Regions from separate parts of the Homo sapiens genome. Here region 2 is linked to region 1. A link is an interaction called in ENCODE POLR2A ChIA-PET data of the cell type or tissue named here. Cell type or tissue: GM12878. All regions are shown on one strand. Each heading gives the region's core, and the rest is flanking DNA. Links, peaks and the distances in the headings are about the cores only. Region 1 overlaps LOC105371896 (a long non-coding RNA gene). Region 2 holds the start of LOC101928447 (a long non-coding RNA gene).

What was found. Peaks named below come from ENCODE experiments on the same cell type or tissue, not always from the same donor. Only the 100,000 strongest peaks of a DNase experiment are listed, where the experiment ranks them.
Region 2: POLR2A ChIA-PET joins it to region 1 with 5 read pairs; 9 of 35 experiments call an interaction of 5 or more read pairs at or near these places.

Annotation. Positions count from the first base shown.
Region 1 is chr17:76,244,408-76,253,567 of GRCh38, forward strand. LOC105371896 (a long non-coding RNA gene) reads right to left here. Exons shown (of 6, transcript XR_007065913.1): 6 at 1-87. Among named protein-coding and RNA genes, the nearest start is that of RNF157, 8.5 kb to the left of the region's middle. RefSeq lists an enhancer at 7,703-7,772. In GM12878, for the core only: no CTCF peak of the experiment used is centred there; a DNase peak (open chromatin) is centred at 2,284; H3K27ac peaks cover 1,869 bases.
Region 2 is chr17:76,122,382-76,135,011 of GRCh38, forward strand. It overlaps LOC101928447 (a long non-coding RNA gene), which reads right to left and starts at 10,139. Exons shown (of 4, transcript XR_001753019.2): 1 at 10,040-10,139; 2 at 1,609-1,743. RefSeq lists enhancers at 9,359-10,020, 10,021-10,680, 10,247-10,541 and a silencer at 10,247-10,541. In GM12878, for the core only: no CTCF peak of the experiment used is centred there; no DNase peak of the experiment used is centred there.

The DNA of each region.
Region 1 (9,160 bases), core at 665-4,664:
CCATTAGGAAATCCGCAATCAGGCTTTCATATTTTGCTTTTTGCTGAGTGTGAATTCCTCATTGTTAATTTCGTCCTCCACTCTGGGCTGCCAATAAAGAAGAGTTGTTCAAATGGATGCAGACTCCAGTCCAGTTTGTAGCCTATTAATCTATTTTTCAAGTTAAGACTAAAATGAAAGATGATGTTTACACGGCCCAATGTGTTGGGGATAAGGCGAAGTGAGTGGGGCACCCAGAATGTCAACTTTAAGTTCTCATTCTCAGCCACGCACAGTGGCTCACACCTGTAATCCCAGCACTTTGGGAGGCCAAGATGGGCGGATCACGAGGTCAAGAGATCGAGACCATCCTGGCCAACCCCATCTTTACTAAAAATACAAAAATTAGCTGGGCATGGTGGCACGCACCTGTAGTCCCAGCTACTCGGGAGGCTGAGCCAGGAGAATCGCTTGAACCCGGGAGGCGGAGTTTGCACTGAGCTGATATCAGGCCACTGCACTCCAGCCTGGCAACAGAGCAGGACACCATCTCAAAAAAAAGAACAGTTCTTACTCTCAGTGTCATGCAATTGCCTCACCTGCCTCACTCTGGTTCCAGCCCTGCTGCCCAGGCATCTGGCATTGGAGAAATGAGGGGCCCAAGACTCTATTTATGTTTACAGACTAGTTTGAAGAAATTGGGAGAGTCTGTTCTATTTTTTGTTGTTTCTATCAAATACCAGACCTTGTAAGCTTGGTTCTACCTGTTCACTTCTGCCTTCATTCTCTTCCTTGTTGGTCCTGCTCTTCTTTTGGCTTTGAGCTCACTCCACCTGGGACTACACATTCTGCATCCTAAAGTTGGTGTAAAAAGAATGTGCGGGCTGGGTGCAGTGGCCCACGCCTGTAATCCCAGCACTTTGGGAGGCCGAGGCAGATGTATCACCTGAGGTCAGGAGTTTGAGACCATCCTGGCCAACATGGTGAAACCCCGTTTCTACTAAAAATACAAAAATTAGCCAGGCGTGGTGGCACACGCCTGTAATCCCAGCTACTCGGGAGGCTGAGGCAGGAGAATCGCTTGAACCAGTGAAGCGGAGGTTGAAGCGAGTCCAGATTGCGCCACTGCACTCCAGCCTGGGGCCACAGAAGGAGACTGCGTCTCAAAAAAAAAAAAAAAAAAAGTGTGAGGCTAACATTTCAGCTTGGCAGGGCAGGCCTGGTAGCTCACACCTGTAATCCCAGTGCTTTGGGAGGCTGAGGTGGGAGGATTGCCTGAGCCCAGGAGTTCAGCACCAGCCTGGGCAACATAGTGAGATCCTATCTCTACAAAAAAAATATTTAAAAATTAGCTGTGCAGGCCAGGCGCGGTGGCTCATGCCTGCAATCCCAGCACTGGGAGGCTGACGCGGGTGGATCACGAGGTCAGTAGCTCAAGACCAGCCTGCCCAACATGGTGAAACCCTGTCTCTACTACAAATACAAAAATTAGCCAGGCGTGATGGCGCGCGCCTGTAATCCCAGCTACTCAGGAGGCTGAGGCAAAAGAATTGCTTGAACCCGGGAGGTGGAGGTTGCAGTGAGCAGAGATGGCGCCACTGCACTCCAGCCTGGGTGACAGAGCAAGACCCTGTCTCGAAAAAAGGAAAAAAAAGAACATTTCAGCCCAGCATCGACTCCAGCTGCCCTTCTTGGAGAAACAGACCAGACCAAATAGGCACAAAGCCCAGCGTCTGCCTCTTGCTACCTAGAAAAGGTAGAATGTGGAAGCGGCAGCGTGGTGACAGCCCCAAACCTTTCTTTAACAAAACAAATACTCACCTGCGGTTACTTAGATCAAAAGAAGAAAATAACAAACAGGGTTTCTTGAAAATGCCTGTCCTGGCTAGATGGTCAGATTTGGAAGGAATCTCAAAGGTACAGCCCCTCCCCTGACAGATGAGGCAGCTGCAACCTCTACAGGGTAAGGGGCTTGCCCAAGACCATACAAGTGGTAGCCATAGCTCAGAACCCAGGGATCCCTGGCTCCCTGTGCACTGGGTCTTGATATGGGAAGCTGGTGCTATGCTGGTTTTATCTCTCTCTGTCTCTCCTTGGTGAGCCATCTCCTACAGCTGTCATAAGAGGACAAGCCGACTTGAGGTTGAGCTCTGAAGCTCAACACAAGTGCACACACGTGTTCAGCTGTTGCAATATCAGTGTGAGCATGCAATCAACTGCACTCACAGGAAAGTTGTCTGTAACTGTGCTCAAGTCAGAATCAGAAAACCACTGAGCTCCTCTCAGCTGGAGACTCCCTGCACCCTCCCTCTGCTCTTCTGAAACTGGAGCTGAGGTCAGGGCTGCAGAACTGAACTGATCAACCAGTCACCTAACTCCTCCCAGGCACAGGAACCAAAGGGCTGCTGAGAAAAGAGAAATGAGAGGCCACTGAGGGTTAGGAGATCAGATTCTTAGCAAGTAGGTTAAAAGTGCCGTATGCATGCTAATAGTGTGTCCAGCTAAAGTCTGAGTGCCAGCCAAAGTCCACTACAGACAAGCAATTTGTTTACAATGACACATTTATTTCTGAGCAAATTGCTTGTTTATTTATGTGATAACTACTATCCTATTAGGGTATTTCAAAGACTGTGTGTTGATCCTGACAAAGTAATAAACAGAAATACCACTCACTGTTATGGTTCTCACAGTAAGCTATTGGAAGCCTTAGGTCTTTTTTACGCACCATGAGGTATATATTTATTACATTGTTAGCCGTATCCTGTTATCTTTTTTTTTTTTTTTAAGATGGAGTCTCTCTGTCACCCAGGCTAGAGTGCACTGGCCTGATCTCGGCTCACTGCAACCTCCACCTCCCAGGTTCAAGCGATTCTCCTGCCTCAGCCTCCTGAGTAGCTGGGACTACAGGCGCACGCCACCATGCCCAGCTAATTTCTGTATTTTTAGCAGAGACGAGGTTTCACCATGTTAGCGGGGCTGGTCTTGAACTCCTGACCTCAAGTGATCCACCTGCCTCGGCCTCCCAATGTGCTTGGATTACAGGCGTGAGCCACCACGCCTGGCCCTGTTATCTTTTATTTTATTATTATTTTTTATAATAATAATATATAATAAATATCTTTGTTTATAAAGATATAAATATAATAAATATAATAAACATATTTATTTTTTGTTGTTGTTGTTGTTGAGACAGAGTCTCATTCTGTCGCCCAGGCTGGAGTAAAGTGGCACGATCTTGGTTCACTGCAACCTCCGCCTCCCTGATTCAAGAGATACTCATGCCTCAGCCTCCCAAGTAGCTAGCTAGGATTGTAGGCATGCGCCACCACGCCCAGCTAACTTTTTGTATTTTTAGTAGAGACGGGGTTTCACCATGTTGGCCAGGCCAGGCTTAAACTCCTAGCCTCAGGTGATCCACCTGCCTCGGCCTCCCGAAGTGCTGGGATTACATGAGTGAGCCACTGTGCCTGGCCCCTGTTATCTTTTATATTCCAAGATGAAATCTGTGTATGAAAAGAGGTCTGGTAATTTCATTAGCTTCCTCTCTGGTTTTCCTATTTTCCTACCTCTTGGTCTTCCTTCCCCTTATCCATTCTCTAAATTATTCTCAGGTTAGCGTCACCAATATACAGCTGTCATCATGTTACTCCCTTATCTATATACTTTCAGTGGCTCCCTGTTACCTTACAGAAGACAGGTGCTTCATCCCTGAGCCCTTTCCTCTCTCTGCTTCCCAATAAACACCTGCTCATACCCCAAATGCAGCTTATCATTCCTGCTCATGTATGAGTTTTTTGTTTTTGTTTTGTTTTGAGACAAGGTCTTGCTCTGTCACCCAGGCTGGAGTGCAGTGATGCAATCACGGCTCACTGCAGCCTCCACCTCTCGGGATCAAGCGATCCTCCCACTTCAGCCTACCGAGTAGTTGGAACTACCAGCATACAGAACCACTCCCAGCTAATTTTTGTATTTTTGGTAGACACAAAACCCCTTTTATAGAAGGAGTTTCGCCATGTTGCCCAGGCTGGTCTCAAACTCCTGGGCTCAAGCGATCCACCTACCTTAGCCTCCCAAAGTGCTGGAATTACAGGCGTGAACCACTGCGTGTGGCTCCCGCTCATGTTTTTGCTCACAAAAAAACCCTTCCACTTGTGCCCTTTCCATTCCTGTCTGCCAAGGTGAATTCCACTCAGCTGAAATCCTGCCTCTTCCATGAAGCCGCCTCTGAGAACTGCTGCCAATAGGTGGCTCTTCTTTCTCAGAAGTTCTATTGCATGAATTATTTTCAGTATAACTTGATATTTATGTGCAAGATGCCCTCAGTCTACAAAGGCAAAAGACATATACAGTTGTCCCTCTGTATCTATGGGGGATTGGCGCTAGATACCAAAATCCTTGGATGCTCAAGTCCCTGATATGAAATGGCACAGTATTTGCATACAACCTACTATGCACAATGTCGGGTAGGCTTTAAATCATCTCTAGATTACTTATAATACCAAATACAATTCAAATAGTTGTATTACCTTTTATTGTATTATTTTTCATTGTTTCTTTTCTAATTTTTTTTTTTTTTTAAACAGAGTCTCGCTCTGTCAACCAGTCTGGAATGCAGTGTCACAATCTCGGCTCACTGCAACCTCTGCCTCCTGGGTTCAAGCGATTCTCCTGCCTCAGCCTCCCGACTAGCTGAGATTATAGACATGCGCCATCACGCCTGGCTAGTTTTTGTATTTTTGGTAGAGATGGGGTTTCACCATGTTGGCCAGACTGGTCTCAAACTCCTGACCTCAGGTGATCTGCCCACCTTGGCCTCCCAGAGTGCTGGGATTACAGATATGAGCCACTGCGCTCAGCCTCTTTTCTAATGTTTTTGATCCATGGTTGATTGGATCCATGGATATGGAACTCAGGGACTTGAAGGATCAACTTCATAAAGCTCTAGAGTCAAACAGAGCAAAGTTCAAAATCCAGGTCTTCCATTATTGGCTGTGTATCTGGGAAAGTTCTTTGACTTCTCTGAGTTCATTTATGCTTCATCCATGAGAACATCTAAGAGCTCTTTGAACATTAAGTTAGCCAAAGCATGTGCAGCCCTCACACAGTTCCTGACATACAGCGGGTGCTCAATGAATGCTAACTTTTTTAATTAAAAAAAAAAAAAAGCTGGCTGGGCATGATGGCTCATGCCTGTAATCCCAGCACTTTGGGAGGCAGAGGCAGGCGGATCACTTGAGGCCAGGAGTTCAAGACCAGCCTGGCCAACATGGTGAAACCGCTTCTCTACTAAAAATACAAAAATTAGCTGCATGTGGTGGTGGGTGCCTGTAATCCCAGCTACTTGAGAGGCTGAGGCAGGAGAATTGCATGAACCCGGGAGGCAGAGGTTGCAGTGACCCGAGATCGCACCACTGCACTCCAGCCTGGGTGACAGAGCGAGACTCCATCTCAAAAGCAAAAACAAAGCAAAAAAAATCCCTTCTTTAACAAAGAGATTAGCTTCCAAAAAAATAATTTTTAAGGCTAGGCGTGGTGGCTCACGCCTGTAATCCCAGCACTTTGGGAGGCCGAGGCAAGCAGATCACGAGGTCAGGAGATCGAGACCATCCTGGCCAACATGGTGAAACCCCATCTCTACTAAAAATACAAAAAAAAATTAGCCAGGTGTGGTGGCGGGCACCTGTAGTCCCAGCTACTTGGGAGGCTGAGGCAGGAGAATGGTGTGAACCCAGGAGGCAGAGCTTGCAGTGAGCCGAGATTGAGCCACTGCACTCCAGCCTGGGTGACAGTGAGAGACTCCGTCTCAAATAATAATAATAATAATAATTTTAAAGTCAGAGTTTCTGGATTTCCAAGTCAGGATATGTATTTGAGAGTCTGCCCAAGATGAAACCGAGGTCCACGCACTTCCCATACCAGGTGAAGGCAGAGCCCAGGGGTTTCGATTTCCTGAGACATCACTTTTCTGTGTTCATTGAAACTCAAAATGCCAGAAACATGTCTCCCTTATCACGTGTGGTGGCTGCTAAAGGGCCAGAGAAAAAGATAGCCCAGCCCTGCTCCTTCTTAACAAAGTACTGCCAACAAGTCACTGCACTAGAAGAAAGCAAGGCCCCTAATCGGCCCTCTTGCCCCTGCTGTCTGGATTAGCCATCTGTGGACGTGTGTGGTGTGTGTATTTGCGGATGTGTGTATTTGTGGGTCAGAGTTTGTCTGCCATTGTTTTGGGGGGTTTGCTTTTTGTTTTGAGATACGGTCACCAGGCTGGAATACAGTGGCATGAACGTGGCCCACAGCAGCCTCGACCTCCTGTGCTCAGGCGATCCTCCCACCTCAGCCTCCTGAGGAGCTGGGACTAAAGTGCGCCACCACACCCGGCTATTTTTTTTAAGAGATAGGGTCTCACTATGTTGCCCAGGTTGGTCTCGAACTCCTGGGCTCAGGTGATCCTCCCGCCTCAGCCTCCCAAAGTGCTGGAATTATAGGCGTGAGCCACCGTGCACGGCCTTCTGCCATTGTTAACTTCTCACTTAAGTGCCATTTGCTAACTAGAAAGAATGTTCAAGTTCACTGAGTTGGGGCCAGCTCTCCAGGGCTCATAGTTCAGGAATTTTGCCAGCCAGTTGTTAAATTGTTGGTAGCGTAATGGGAGTATTTACAACACAGAAACCATCAAATGCTGCAAATCACAGCTTCCTCCCATTCTCCAGAGCCAGTTTACCAGCATACCCCTGGTCTTAGGTTTCTTCTAATCCCCCAGAAGGGCTGGGTACATTGCTTCCCATATAGAAAGTGCTCACTAAATGAATGACTATTTAGTTGTTGTTGTTGTTGTTGTTTTGAGACGGAGTCTCCCTCTGTAGCCCAGGCTGATGTGCAATGGCGCAATCTTGACTCACTGCAACCTCTGCCTCCCAGGTTCAAGTGATTCTCCTGCCTCAGCCTCCCGAATAGCTGGGATTACAGGTGAATGCCACCATGCCCAGCTAATTTTTGTATTTTTAGTAGAGATAGGGTTTCACCATGCTGGTAAGGCTGGTCTTGAACTCCTGACCTCAGGTGATCCACCTGCCTTGGCCTCCCAAAGTGCTGGGATTATAGGCGTGAACCACCGAGCCCAGCCAAGAATAGTCATTTTTGAGCAATGACTCTGTCCAAGCACTTTGGAATGCGTTGTCACCCGAGCTGGAGTGCAGTGGTGTGATCACAGTTCACTGCAGTCTCAACCTCCTGGGCTCAAGCGATCCTCCCACCTGAGCCTCATTTAATCTTCAAAACAACCCTAAGAGATAAGTATTATTGTTCCCACTTCCCAGATGAGGAAACTGGAACTCAAGTAGGCACAGGGAGCAGGAACTGGCCCCAGGTTCTTCCAGGTTCAAAGTCCTACATTTTACCCATGGATCATCATCTCACCAGCCTCTGTGGGGAAAGCCTGCCTGGGTGCCAGCCCTACTGCCCACCAAGCTAGCGGAGTGATTCTCCCAGGGTGGTGCCAGTGACAAAGGGCAATGCATGGGGACGTCTCCATCATTGTCACACCACCACCTCCACCTTCACTGTGCCTCTCTCTAGGTTTAATCTTTCTTCCTTTTCCTCCTCACTTCCCTCTGTATTATCAATCTCCTTCCTGTATCGGGACTATTTCCTCAACAGGCCCGGGGAAGCTCTTGTCTATGGAAGTCCTCTTTGGCCTTAAGCTTCCCTCTAAGAGCTCCAGCAGATGAGTAACCTGTCCTCCTGCAAACACTGCCATGAAGTGCGTAGGCAGCTGCCTGCCTTCAGGGCTGGATGGACACCCTGTTTCCTTGCTCAATCCCTTCTGATGACTGGACTCTGTACACAGTGTGGTCAGTGGGTCAGCTCTGATCTGGAAGCTCCCAAAGGCAGGACACAAGATTTTCTCTGACTGTTCCCAGGCCCCAGGGCGTGTTGGGCACGGGAGCGTGTGGCACGGATGTTGTTCGTGATGAGGCATATTCTAGTGGTTTCCCAATTCGGTTGTGTACAACCCAGTGCTCTAGTGTTCAGTAAATACTTCCTTCCTCTTTAGGCAGAACACTGGCTCTGTGTTTTATTAACAGCACCTCATGCCTGGCCCAAAGAATGATTTGTGTGGCTTGGGCTGTTGGGGTCAGAAATGGCATTCATTCATCATTCACTCTGGAGGTGCTGTGTTTCTGAAGGAGAAGGGGACCTATCCTGGCAAACAAATCAGGGGCTTTATGGTAAACAAACTCCTCTCTTCCCAGCACTTGTTTCTTGCTCTCTGTTTTTGATTTTCTCTCTCTTTCACTTTTTTTTTTTTTTCACTATACCCGGGCTTCCTGAGTTCCTGACAATTTCTAAAGCCTCAAGCATGATCTCATCAGAAACTCTGGCTTCTTTTAACATTTCTTTCCCTTCTGCTGAGTCCTAGTCCATTTAAATTTCCTCTGTGACTCTGGGAATTTTTTTTCCTTGAGACACAGTCTCGCTCTTGTTGCCCAGGCTGGAAGTGCAATGGGCTGATCTCAGCTCACTGCAATCTCTGCCTCCCAAGTTAAAGCGATTCTCCTGCCTCAGTCTCCCAAGTAGCTGGGACTACAGGCATGCACCACCATGCCCGGCTGATTTTGTATTTTTAACAGAGACGGGGTTTCACCATATTGGTCAGACTGACCTCAAACTCCTGACCTCAAATGATCCGCCCACCTCGGCCTCCCAAAGTGCTGAGATTACAGGCGTGAGCCACCGCGCCCAGCCGGACTCTGGGATTTAAAGATAACCAAGTGAAAATAGGTTCATCCTCTTTGACTCACAGCCTGGCTGCCTGTGGAGGCAATGAGGAGCTGACATTCACCTGACCCCCGTCCTCTACTTTCGGGTATGCAGAGGCTCTCTTTTGCTGCCCGCGTCAAGTTAGAAGAGGCCACATGATTCTTCGGGACAGTGAACCATGAACAAAGGTGTACTGCAGTCATGTGTTGCTTAAAGACCCGTATACGCTCCGAGAAATGCGTCATTAGGCGATTCTGTCGTCGTGTGAACATTCTAGAGTGTACTCACACACACCTAAATGGGCTAGCCTACCACACACCTAGGCCATGTGGCATAGCCATTGCTCCCAGGCTACAAACCTATCCAGCATGTTACTATACTAAATACTGTAGGGAATTGTAGCACAGTGGTGAAGTATTTG
Region 2 (12,630 bases), core at 4,743-8,742, 120 kb before region 1:
TCCAGGCCACAGGAGAGGCACAGGGCTGCGGCCTGGGTTGGGGGAACAGCCACAGCTGTGGGGCGTTTCAAGGAGGCCGAGGCACAGGCGTATGGACTGGATTTTGAAGGATGGGAGAAGGGGGCCTCAGGACAGGAACCGGCCTTATGGAAGGAAAGCTGGGAAGTAGGGAGGGGGCCGGGGGTGTCGGAGAGGACAGCTGAGTGTGGCGGGAGCGGAGGCAGAGCGGCCCTGGGGCCCCGGCGTCAGCTGAGGTTGCACTGTGTTTGGAGAGGAGCCTCGGAGGGGTGGGCTGCCTGGCAGCAGTGGCCTGGGGGCCGCAAATGAGGAGGGTGCAGTGCCTTGGGCAGTAAATTAGAAGACACAGGCTGCTGGCTGGGGGCGGGAGGGCACAGGGAAGCCCTGCCCGGGAGCAGGCCGAGAGCTAGGTTTCCACCGTTCCCCGCCAACCCCAAACTGAGGACCGATGGATCCTGCCCCTGCGGTGGGAAACCAGGAGGCCTCTTTCCCTGACTGGATAGCTGCCCTGAGGCAGGGGATTGAGTGAGATGACCCTGAAGGGAGTCCCCAGTGTGCTCTTGTTCTGTGGGCTTGCCTGTCGTTCACACTCACGGAAGGGTCCTCCTGTCTGCCTGAAATGAATGAATGAATGAGCAGAGATATCTCAGCGTGTATTCCCTGGGGGGACACCACACACACTTCCTTCTTCAATAAGGGCTTTTTAATGAGGCCAGGGAGGAGACTGGGCTGGAGGTGAGGCCTGGGCCCCTGAGGGCAGAGGGACAGGCGGGACAGGCCTGAGTTGCCTTGCTTTGCTTGCCTTCCTTCCTTCCTTTCTTTCTCTCTCTCTCTCCTTCCTTCCTTCCTTCTTTCCTTCCTTCCTTCTTTGCTTCCTTCCTTCTTTCCTTCCTTCCTTCTCTCTCTCTTCTTTCTCTCTCCCTTCTCTTTCTCGCTTTCTTTCGCTCTCTCCCTCCCTCCCTCCTTCCTTCCTTCTTTTTCTTTTTCAGAGTTTCACTCTTGTAGCCCAGCCTGGAGTGCAGTGAGCTGAGATTGCGCCACTGCACTCACTGCAACCTCCACCTCTCGGGTTCAAGCGATTCTCCTGCCTCAGCCTCCCAAGTAGCTGGGACTACAGGTGTGCACCACCACGCAAGGTTAATTTTTTTATTTTTAGTAGGGATGGGATTTCACCGCGTTGGTCAGGCTGATCTCGAACTCCTGACCTCAGGTGATTCTCCCCGCCTCAGCCTCCGAAAGTGCTGGGATTACAGGCGTGAGCCACCATGCCCAGCCTCCTGAGCTGCCTTTCTGATAGTTCCCCTCTATCTGCCCAGCTGGAAACTCTGGCTTTTGGATCTGGCTCTGCCAGTAAGTCATTGTGAGAATTAGGGTGCATCCTGCCACCCCCTATCCATGCCACCATGCTCTGCTGAGCACCAAGCATGTGCCATACCTGACTCCGGCCAGGTGCCACAGAGAACTGCACACTGCCCTCCCGGAGCTCCCAGTCCAGCAGGGGAGACACAGATGCTGCTGTGGTGAGTGGAGAGGTGGCAGACATCCACATAGGTCCCCCAGCAGGCAGTGCCCACGAGAAGCCAGCCTCACCTGTGCCACCGTCCTCAGAGCTGTGTCCTCTCTGTGCCTCATTTTCTTCAGCTATAGGTGACACTAGATGGCTCCTGAGGCCTCCTGCAGATGACAGGTGCTTGCTGCTGTCATTGAGGGGTACTCCAGCTGCTCCTGCCTCCCACAAAAGGGCAAACAGACAAACCCCACCTCCGGCTAGCACCCCTGAAGGAATCTGGGCCTGCAGCTCCTCAGGACCAGACTTGGAGCTGGGGTCTGCCAGAGGCCCAGCCAGCTGATGTGGTGTCTCCCAGAGCTCAGGGCCCAGCCAAGGTGCTTCCCCCAACAAACTTGAACCCCAGCCAGCAGCCAGGAGCCCCACAGTGGGCAGTCTGTGCTGGCAGCAGGCGAGGGGCACGGGTCCTGGGCAGGCAGGAACAGAGGCCCCCCGCACTTGTCCTCTGCCCTGGAGGCACTCACCAGGCTGCAGGGGTGAAGCAGGGAAAGGGATTGTGGTGGAGGTCATCCCCCAAACTGAGTTCTAGACCCACCAGCTCAAAGGGCTCAGGGTCAAGGGTGGACCATGGGATGTGGGCTTTCTGGAACTCTGGCCAGCTAGGGGCAGAGCGAGTGTCCGGGGACCCCCAGCCCCAACTCTGCTCCAGCCAGGCCCGCTCTTCTGTGAGAGAGGTGGCATTGCCAGAGCTGATGTTGGTTCAGGTACCAGCCTGGGGATCCCGATGTGTCTTACCAACCGCCTGCTCAAACAGAAGAGCCAAAAAGGCTGGCACAAGTTCTGCCAGGATGGCGATGCAGGGAGGACCCTCCCTCTGCAGGTGTCACCAGCCGCACTGAGAGAAAAGGCTCGCGCCTGAGTTTTAAGACCTGGGCTTGGATGGCACGGTGACACGCACCCCGCGGGCTGGTTTATTTTCCTCCTTCCCACCTCTTCACATCTCCTTCAGGTGCTAGACACGGAGAGGGCCAAGAGAACCACTTGGGAAGGGGACTGACAACCTCGCTGGCCATTGTATGGTCATCAATACCATGCGCCTGCTGTCCCGGGCTCTGGCAGGTGGGGTGTGTTGAGGATGCTGTGGGGGCCCAGAGCCCACACCTAACCCAGGTGGAGACCAGGACTGGGGACTCTGGAACTAAGTCCTGAAGGGCGTTACCCAGGTGAAGCGGGAGAGCGGGAGGGTGCTCATTCAAGGCAGAAGGCAGGGATTGGGACAGGAAGAGTGGAAATAGTGATTCTCAGTGGTGCATTAGTGTGACTGGTCACAGAGGGGAGGGGAGGGGAGAAGATGAGGGATGAGCAGGAGTCAGATCTTGATGGAGCTTAGGGGGCCCGAAGCTCCTCCTGTAGGCGAAGGAACTCATTGCAGTTAGCTGAGGAGTGGCCAGAGCGGCACTTGAAAAGGGTCACCCTGGCCCCTCATCTTCCCTAGCACTGAGAGGCTAGCAGCCCCTGGGCACACTGGTGGGGGTCCCACCTCCATGCCTTTGCTCACTCCCCGCCTTCTGCCTGAAACTCTTTTCCTCCCTGCACTCCTGCTGGATACCTGGGCCATCTGTTTGAAGAATCAAGTCAGGGGCTGGGTGCAGTGGCTCGTGCCTCTAATCCCAGCACTTCGGGAGGCTGAGGTGGGCAGACCACTTGAGATCAGGAGTTCGAGACCAGCCCAGGCAACATGGTGAAACCCTATCTCGTCTCTACTAAAAACACAAAAATTAGCCAGGCGTGATGGCAGGCACCTGTAGTCCCCAGCTACTGGGGAGGCTGAGGCAGGAGAATCGCTTGAACCTGGGAAGCGGAGGTTGCAGTGAGTTGAGATCGCACCACTGCACTCCAGCCTGGGCGACAGAACAAGACTCCATCTCAAAAATAAAAAATAAAAAAAAGAATCAACTCAGGGTAGTCCTGTTGGACATGGCAGATATATTATACACATGTATGTCTTCACTTCCGAAACCCCATGCAAGTGAAAAGTAAAGGGATTTTTTTTAAACAAAGCTGTATGACAAAAAGCCCTGTACAAGACTGTTCATAGCAGCTTTATTCACAATAGATCAAAATTGGAAACAACCCAGATATCCATCAAGAGGGGACTGGATAAACAAATAGCTACCATCAGCTGATGAAATACTACTCAGCCATGAAGAGGAACAAACTACTGATGCATGCAACAACATAGTTAAATTCCAAAACTAACATGCTGAGTGAAGGAAGCTGAACACAAAGTACAAACTGTCTGGTGCCATTCATAGGAAATTCTAGAACAGGCAAAACTGACCGATGGCAATAGAAATCAAATGAGTGGTTGCTTAGGGATGGGGTGATGGTAGGGATCCCCTGGAAAGGGGCATGAGGAAATTTTCTGTGTTTTGATATATATTTGTCAAAATGGTTTGAACAGTACACTTAAGATCAGCTCATTTAATTGTACATGAATTTTACCTCAATAAGAACAAAATAGGCCGGGCGCGGTGGCTCACGCCTTAATCCCAGCACTTTGGGAGGCCGAGGCGGGTGGATCACGAGGTCGGGAGTTCAAGACCAGCCTGACCAACATGACAAAACCCCATCTCTACCAAAAATACAAAAATTAGCCAGATGTGGTGGCACATGCCTGTAGTCCAGCTACATGGGAGGCTGAGGCAGGAGAATCACTTGAACCCAGGAGGCAGAGGCTGCAGTAAGCTGAGATTACACCACTTCACTCCAGCCTGGGTGAGACAGAGCCAGACTCCATCTCAAAAATAAAAAACAAAAAAACATGAATCCACAAGGAAAAAAAAATAAAAAACCAGAAGGGGAGATAACGTCTGATGAGAGATTTCAGCAAATCTAGGCTGAGAACACATGAAGATGAAGAGGAAGTGTCAGAGAGCAGAGGGGCCAGCTCCTGGGCAGGTATGCAGAAGGGGATACCAAAAGGAAGTTGAATGATTTTTCCCCCAGATTCTGCAAAAGGTCAGAACACAAAGCTGAAGTTTTTGCACTGAGCAGATCTCTAGCCCCCTGTCTTCCCCCTCCCTACAATGTTCCTCCCCAGCTCCAACCCCACTGAGATTGGGGTTTATTTTCTGGAGCAATTGAACTGGGTCCTGGACCAGGGGACACTAGGCACTTGTAGGTGGTAGGGATCAGACACTGGGGTGAAAACAAGGATATTAAGTGAAAGAAGTCTGCATCTTGAAAAACAAAACCCCAAACCCCTTCCTGGCTCAGCAGCCATCACGCCAGGCTCAAACCCTGTAGGGGTAAACTAGAAGATTTTTCTCTGAGCTAATAACATGACCTTGGAGGAAAGGTCTGCTGGTATTGATCATTAGAGCCCTCCTGCAAAAAGGCTAGGTTGTCCTACAATAAAGCCCAATAGTTGACCAACTGCCTCTACTTGCTGACCTTGTAGTTAGCTTTTTAGCACTTCAATTTAAAAAATGAATTTACAGCCAGTACGACTAGACATTTGAGAAAAACCTTCAACTTGAAAGTGAGAGCTTATGATAGGTAGCTCCAAAGTGAAAGAAAGAAAGCAAAACAAGAAAGAAAAAAGAGGCTGGGTGCAGTAGCTCATGCCTGTAATCCCAGCACTTTGGGAGGCCGAGGCGGGTGGATCACAAGGTCAGGAGATCGAGACCATCCTGGCTAACACGGTGAAACCCCATCTCTACTAAAAATACAAAAAATTAGCTGGGAGTGGTGGTGGGCGCCTGTAGTCGCAGCTACTCGGGATGCTGAGGCAGGAGAATCGCTTGAACCCAGGAGGCGGAGATTGCAGTAAGCCAAGATCACGCCATTGCACTCCAGCCTGGGTGACAGAGCGAGACTCCATCTCGAAAAAAAAAAAAAAAAAAGAGGAAGGAAGGAAGGAAGGAAGGAAGGAATCCTGACCTCAAGTGATCTACCCACCTTGGCCTCCCAAAGTGCTTGGATTACAGGCATAAGCCACCATGCCCAGCCTTTTTATTTTTCTTTTGAGACGGAGTCTTGCGCCTCTTGCCCAGGCTGGAGTACAGTGGCACAATCTCGGCTCACTGCAACCTCCGCCTCCTGGGTTCAAGCGATTCTCCTGTCTCAGCCTCCTGAGTAGCTGGGATTACAGGTGCGTGCCACCATGCCTGGCTAATTTTTGCATTTTTTAGTAGAGACGGGGTTTCGCCATGTTGGCCAGGCTGGTCTCGAACTCCTGACCTCAGGTGATCCACCTGCCTCTGCCTCCCAAAGTGCTGAGATTACAGGCATGAGCCACCATGCCTGGCCTATTTATGGATTTTTTAAAAGGTATTCATAGAGAATGGCATTGATAAGGATTTGTAAGACTTTTTGGGACATTTGTGAATAATCAGCTATAAGAGCACAAAAAATCTAAAAAATGACAAGAAATGAGGTAATTATTAACTCCTGCATCCTTTATGAAAGGACATATACTCAGAGTGCACTGCTGGGCTCTGCAGTGAGCAATATGCACCACGCCATGGCAATCACATGGTGTCTGGCTGTTTAACCAAAAATCTGACCAAATAGGAGGATAGAGGAGGGAATCGAGCCATATCCTTACCTTCTATGGCAGGAAGCCATTGGATAACATTCAAATAAATTGAAGATCCAGCGATGGTAGTATTAATTAGAAGCATAAGGCTGGGCATGGTGGCGCATGCCTGTAATCCCAGCACCTTGGGAGGCCAAGGTGGGCAGATCACTTGACGTCAGGAGTTCGAGACCAGCCTGTTCAACGTGGTGAAACCCCGTCTCTACCAAAAATACAAAATTTAGCTGGGCGTGGTGGTGCACACCTGTAATCCCAGCTACTTGGGATGCTGAGGCAGGAGAATTGCTTGAATCCAGGAGGCGAAGGTTGCAGTGAGCCAAGATAGTGTCACTGCACACCAGTTTGGGCGACACAGTGAGACTCCGTCCCAAAAAAAAAAAAAAAAAAAAGAACAGCAGGGATTATTTGAACCAGTGAAAGAACTGAAAGTGGTTGGTTATGGTTACCAGAGGAGCAGGACCTGAAGGAAGAGCTAGTGACCTTTTGTGTTTTTTTTTAAACTTTTTAACATACTAAGTCTTTTTAAGATTGATATTTATGGCCGGGTGCGGTGGCTTCCGCCTGTAATCCCAGCACTTTGGGAGGCCAAGGAGGGCGGATCACAAGGTCAGGAGATCGAGACCATCCTGGCTAACACGGTGAAACCCCGTCTCTACTAAAAATACAAAAAATTAGCTGGGCGTGGTGGTGGGCGCCTGTAGTCCCAGCTGCTCGGGAGGCTGAGGCAGGAGAATGGCGTGAACCCCGGAGGCGGAGCTTGCAGTGAGCCGAGATCGCGCCACTGCACTCCAGCCTGGGCGACAGAGCGAGACTCCATCTCAAAAAAGAAAAAAAAAAAGATTGATATTTATTCCAGGTGCATGTACTGTTATGATGTAAAAATTTTTCCTTAAAAAAAAAAAAAAAGCCAGGTGTGGTGGCTCACACCTGTAATCTGAGCACTTTCAGAGGCTGAGGCAGGAGGATCACTTGAGCCCAGGAGTTTGAGACCAGCCTGGGCAAACTGGTGAGACCCCATCTCCATAAAAAATTAAAAAAACAGCCAGGCGTGGTGGCATGTGCCTCTAGTCCCAGCTACTCGGGAGGCTGAGCTGGGAAGATTGCTTGAACCCAGGAAGTCGAGGCTGCAGTGATCTGTGATTGTGTCACTGCACTCCAGCCTGGGCAAGAGTGAGAGACTCAGTTTCAAAGAAAAAAAAAAAAAGAAAAAGAGAAAGAGACAGGGTGTGGTGGCTCACGCTTGTAATCCCAGCACTTTGGCAGGCCGAGGTGGGTGGATCACCTGAGGTCAGGAGTTCAAGACCAGCCTGGCCAACATGGTGAAACCCCATCTCTACTAAAAATACAAAACATTAGCCGGGCATGGTGGTGGACACCTGTAATCCCAGCTACTCGGGAGACTGAGGCAAGAGGATTGCTTGAACCCAGGAGGTGGAGGTTGCAGTGAGCCGAAATCACGCCACTGCACTCCAACCTGGGCGACAGAGTAAGATTCCATTAAAAAAAAAAAAAGAAAAGAAAAGAAAAGAAAAAGAATAGAAAAAGAAAAAAGAAAGGCCCAGTGGCTGTTAGGTAGAGAACATACTGGAGCGAGGGCAGTGGGCTGGGAGACAGCTGGCTGGGGGTGCCAGTCCCGAGTGGGGGTGCAGCGTGAGGAAGGCCCACGCAGGGAGAAGGGGAATCCAGCCAGGCATACGGAGAGTTTGAGGTGCCCATAGCATGTTTGAGGGGTGCCTGAGAGGCTTCTGGGTAATGAAGGAGGGTTCTAGGAGACTCAGCTTGGAAAAGGAACCATACCTCATGAGCAAAGCTCCGAGAACAGGATTCTTGCCTTGAAGCTGCAATGCCCAAACATTTTAGCCTCAGAGTCTGTGAGTCCTATGGGTAAGGCTGTGGGCTTCCCAGCTCGGTGGGTTAGAAAGGCTCCCCAAGACGAGGTCTCATTCCTTGTTGCCCCTCCCTGACTCAGCTCAAAGGTCTAAGGAACCAGGTCACCAGGTGAGTGACTGACCAGTATCCAGCAGCACCTGGGACCCTGGCCTTCCTCTCCTGCAGCTGAGAATCTCCGGCCTCCAGCTGCGTCCTGCGAGCTGGGTGCAGGTCAGCTACCCTGACCTCCCGGGGCCCCTGCCCCTCTCGGGGCTCCTGTCCCTCCTCTCTGCTCCTCTTGCTCCTGAGTGCCCTTCCAAGTTACTGCAGACCTGCTCCTCCACCGTTCCGCCCCTTACACCCCATAGTTCCGCACATTAGCCAGAGCTCCCCACACCCTCCGGTTCACCCTGGCGCGGCCCCACCACCTCCCCATCCTCTTCCTCTTCCCTCTCCAAGAAAGGGGCCGGCGCTTACCCTTCCTGCCTCCTCTGAGACCCTCTTCCTCCTGCTCTCACCAGGAGCTCTCTCAGCACTGCCAACCCCTCGGGGTCACCCGTACCCCTTCTTTCCTTCAAACACCCCCAGGCCTCCCATCTTAAAGCTCTCCTTGGGTCTGCCCTCACCCCTGTCCGCACCCCTCTCCTTTCTTTCTCCCCATTTGGAGCTGGAGTTTGCTGCCTGCTCTCACTCTCCCCGCACCCCACCAACTGCACTAAGGACACAGCCCCATGGGAGGCCGCCGGGACCTCCAGGGCCAATGCCGGCTTCCGCTGCCCCCACTCAGGCTGCCCTGCGGCGCTCAGCACTGTGGGCGCTCCCTTCAGGGGGTGGGGAACAGGTGTGTGAGCGCAGTGGCTCCCCCTGCCCGAGTTCCCAGGCGTCCTCCCGCTCCCTCTCGGCTTTGCCTCCTCCTCCCTGGTCCCCTGGTTTCCTAGTGGTGGTCCTCGTTCTCCGCTACCCTCCCTCTGTTCTCACTTCCACACGAGAGGCCCCCAAATCCACAGGGTCAACAGCCTGCCCCCCTCGCTCAATTCCAGAACGGGGCAGCAATGGGGCTTTCCTCCAAGTTCTCCCTGGGCTGCAATGCCTTCTACCTCTGCACACCCTTGGGTCAAACCACTGCCTCCAGAGGCCTCGGGAATGTTCCCAGCCCAGGGACTGGAGAACCCCTGGGTGTTGACTATCTGGCTTCTCGGCTGCTTTTCTATCTTGTGTTGATCTGCCAGCCAGCACATATATTCATTCATCTATTCAAAAAATACTTAACACGTTGGGGGCTGTGATGCTTCAAAGGTAGGAATCACCAAGACAGGCCATCTTCCCACAGGGGTCTGCAGACCTGTGGGCTTAGTAGGTAGGGTCTGTATCCCAGTCCACCCCTCCTTTTCCCCTGCCCAACTCATGGGCACAGTTCACTCGAAGGAAATTGAAGGCACTCTGTTGCTCAGTGGGGATGGGGACAGGGCTTGGTACCCAGGGTTAGGCAGGAAGAGAGGCAGGGCAGCTGGTAGGGGTGTGCGGGGCTGTAGACGGAGCCTGTGGGTGGCTGGGCAAGGGGAGAGCTGTGGGCAGCTGCCCCACCTCAACTTAATTCCCTGGGCAAACAGCAGCATTGGGAGGCCTGCCCACCGCAATCCCGCTGCGGTTCTGGCTTCAAAGGGCCCTGGGGGCTGTGGGCGGGGTGGGCTTCGTGGAGGTATGCACACCCTCTCCAATTCCTGGAACTCCTACTTTCCTGGGAGCGCGGGTCCTGGGGCTCAGACCTCTCTGTCCTCAGAACAGGGTGGTGCGGCCCAAGGGCAGGTGAGGGGCTGGTGGGAGTCAGTTCAGGGCTGTACTGGAAGGCTATCAGGGGCCAGTAGGGAGACCCTCATCCCCGACAGCCCCTTCCGTTACGGTCCCCCAACCTCTCCTTGCCCTGCCAGCTCAGGCTGGCTGGCTTCTGGGGGACAATGTCCTTCCAGTTGGCCCCTGCCAACTTCTGACGCAGGCAGGGAAGGTTCAAGCCCCAGCATGCCCAGAAGCTTTGACCTGCTCACCTGGGAGCCACAGAGTGGGGCAGACACAGGTGCCCCGGGAAGAATGCAGCCCCTGAGGGCCTTCTGCGCTTCACCTGCTCCTCAGCTCACACCAGTCAGCGAGGCTTTGGCATGCGGGGGCCCATAAAGCCCCCTCCCCTGCCCGAGGTGCCGCCCCCATCCTCCCCCCCCGCCCGCCCCGGTCACCTGTGTTTTCCTCCTCACCAAACAAGAATGTGTCAGCAGGGCCCGGGCTCCTCCCCCACCCCATTGTTAACAAGGCCGGCTCGGCGGCCCCTTCCCACATCCCCACCCCCGACAGGCCCAGGCCTGCCCCAAGGGACCAGCCCACTGCCCCCTGCCGGGAGCGCACCTACACCTATTTACCTTTGGGCCTCAGCCCAGGAGGGAGCTGCACCTGACCCTCCACCGCCCCGCCTTCTTTCCTGCCCTCCAGCTCACCCTCTTCCGGCAAGTCTGGGTCCTGGGGCGGGGGAGGAGGTGGAGAACCATTCCTGACTCCTGCCCCAGATGGAGCTCAGCTCTGCAGGGGGCCTGGTCAGTTTGTCCCAGCGGAGCATAAAGTGCAGGGTTGAGGGGGATCCCTGGGGACCTTCCAGACCTGAGAGTCACTGGGCCCTGGGTGGCCTGTCCTATTTAACAGGATGTGCCCTGGGCAGGGACGGGGAGCCATCCAAGGTCTGAGCTCCTGGCCTTTCCTCCCACATCCTGGCCCTCCCCGCTCTCTCCATCACATTCCTAGCTGGGGGATACAGCTGGAAGACAGAATGGGGAAGAGGCTGGACATTCTGGGACAGAAGGGTGGCTCCGTGCTTTGGGAACAGGCTTTCCCCAACACTTAAAATGAGGTGGGGCTGGGCGTGGTGGCTCACTCCTGTAATCCCAGCACTTTGGGAGCCCAAGGCGGGCGGATCACTTGAGGATCCAGCCTGGCTAACATGGTGAAACCCCGTCTCTACTAAAAATACAAAATTATTTGGGCATGGTGGTGCACGCCTGTTATCCCAGCTACTCAGGAGGCTGAGGCAGGAGAATCGCTTGAACCTGGGAGGCGGAGGTTGCAGTGAGCCGAGTTTGTGCCACTGCACTCCAGCCTGAGCGACAAAGCAAGACTCTGTCTCAAAACAAAACAAAAGAGGTGGTTCAGGCAGGGGCTGTCACGTGCAGCAGGGGCTGGTTACCCCAAAAGTGGAGATTGCAGGTTAGAATGAAAGGAGATGAGGAACCGGCCAGGGAACTTGAGTTATGAGCTCAAAGCCACACAGCTCCAAAGAGATAGGACAGTGAATGAACGGTGATCTCGGATTGGGATGCTGGCACAGGGAGGAGCGTGACGGGGCAATCTGCAAAGTTTGAATGGGGTCCGTGGATTAGATGGGATTACCAGGCCAATGTTAATTTCCTGTTTTGTGTTGTTTTGTCTTGAGACAGGATGTCACTCTGCCACCCCTGCAGGAATGTAGTGGTGCAATCAGAGCTCACTGAAGCCTTGACCTCCTGGGTTCAGCTCAGGCGATTCTCCTGCTTCAGCCTCCTGTGTAGAGAGTAGCTGGGACCACAGATGCACACCACCATGCCTGGCTAATTTTAAAAATTATCTGTAGAGGTCGGGTGCGGTGGCTCACGCCTGTAATCCCAGCACTTTGGGAGGCCGAGGCAGGCGAATCATGAGGTCAGGAGATCGAGGCCATCCTGGATAACACGGTGAAACCCCGTCTTTACTAAAAATACAAAAGCTTAGCCAGGCGTGGTGGTGGGCACCTGTAGTCCCAGCTACTCGGGAGGCTGAGGCAGGAGAATGGCGTGAACCTGGGAGGCGGAGCTTGCAGTGAGCCGAGATCGCGCCACTGCACTCCAGCCTGGGCACAGAACGAGACTCCGTCTCAAATCAAAACAACAACAACAACAAAACAAACAAACAAAATCCAGAAGTGCCCTTGTTTTAAGGAAATACTTACTGAAGTATTTAGTGGTATGGGGAGTCAGGTCTTCAACGTACTGTCAAATGGTGCAAAACATATTTTGGTTGGGATTACATTGAACCTGGAAATAAATAAGAGGTAAATGGGCTGGGTGAGGTGGCTCACGCCTGTAATCCCAGCACTTTGGGAGGCTGAGGTGGGTGGATCACTTGAGGTCAGAAGTTTGAGACCAGCCTGGCCAACGTGGTAAAACCCCATCTCTACTAAAACTACAAAAATTAGCCGGGCGTGGCGGCGGGCGCCTGTAGTCCCAGCTACTCGGGAGGCTGAGGCAAGAGAATTGCTTGAACCCGGTGGGGCGGGGCGCACAGGTTGCAGTGAGCTGAGATCGCGCCGCTGCACTCCAGTATGGGCGACAGAGCCAGACGACTCAAAAAAAGAAGAAAAAAAAAGAGGTAAATGAACATCTTTTTACGAAAAAGCCACCCCACTGAGGGGCAAGGCAGGGGTGAATAGGAGTGAGGAGCTCCTAGCCCACACTCTCGCCACTCCCCAGCTTGGCCTGCTGAAAGTCATGCCCTCTCCAGGGCCCCCTCTCGGTTTTGCCGCACATTGGAAACATCTGGGGACCTTACAAATGCTGATGCCTGGGTCCCACCCCGGAAATTC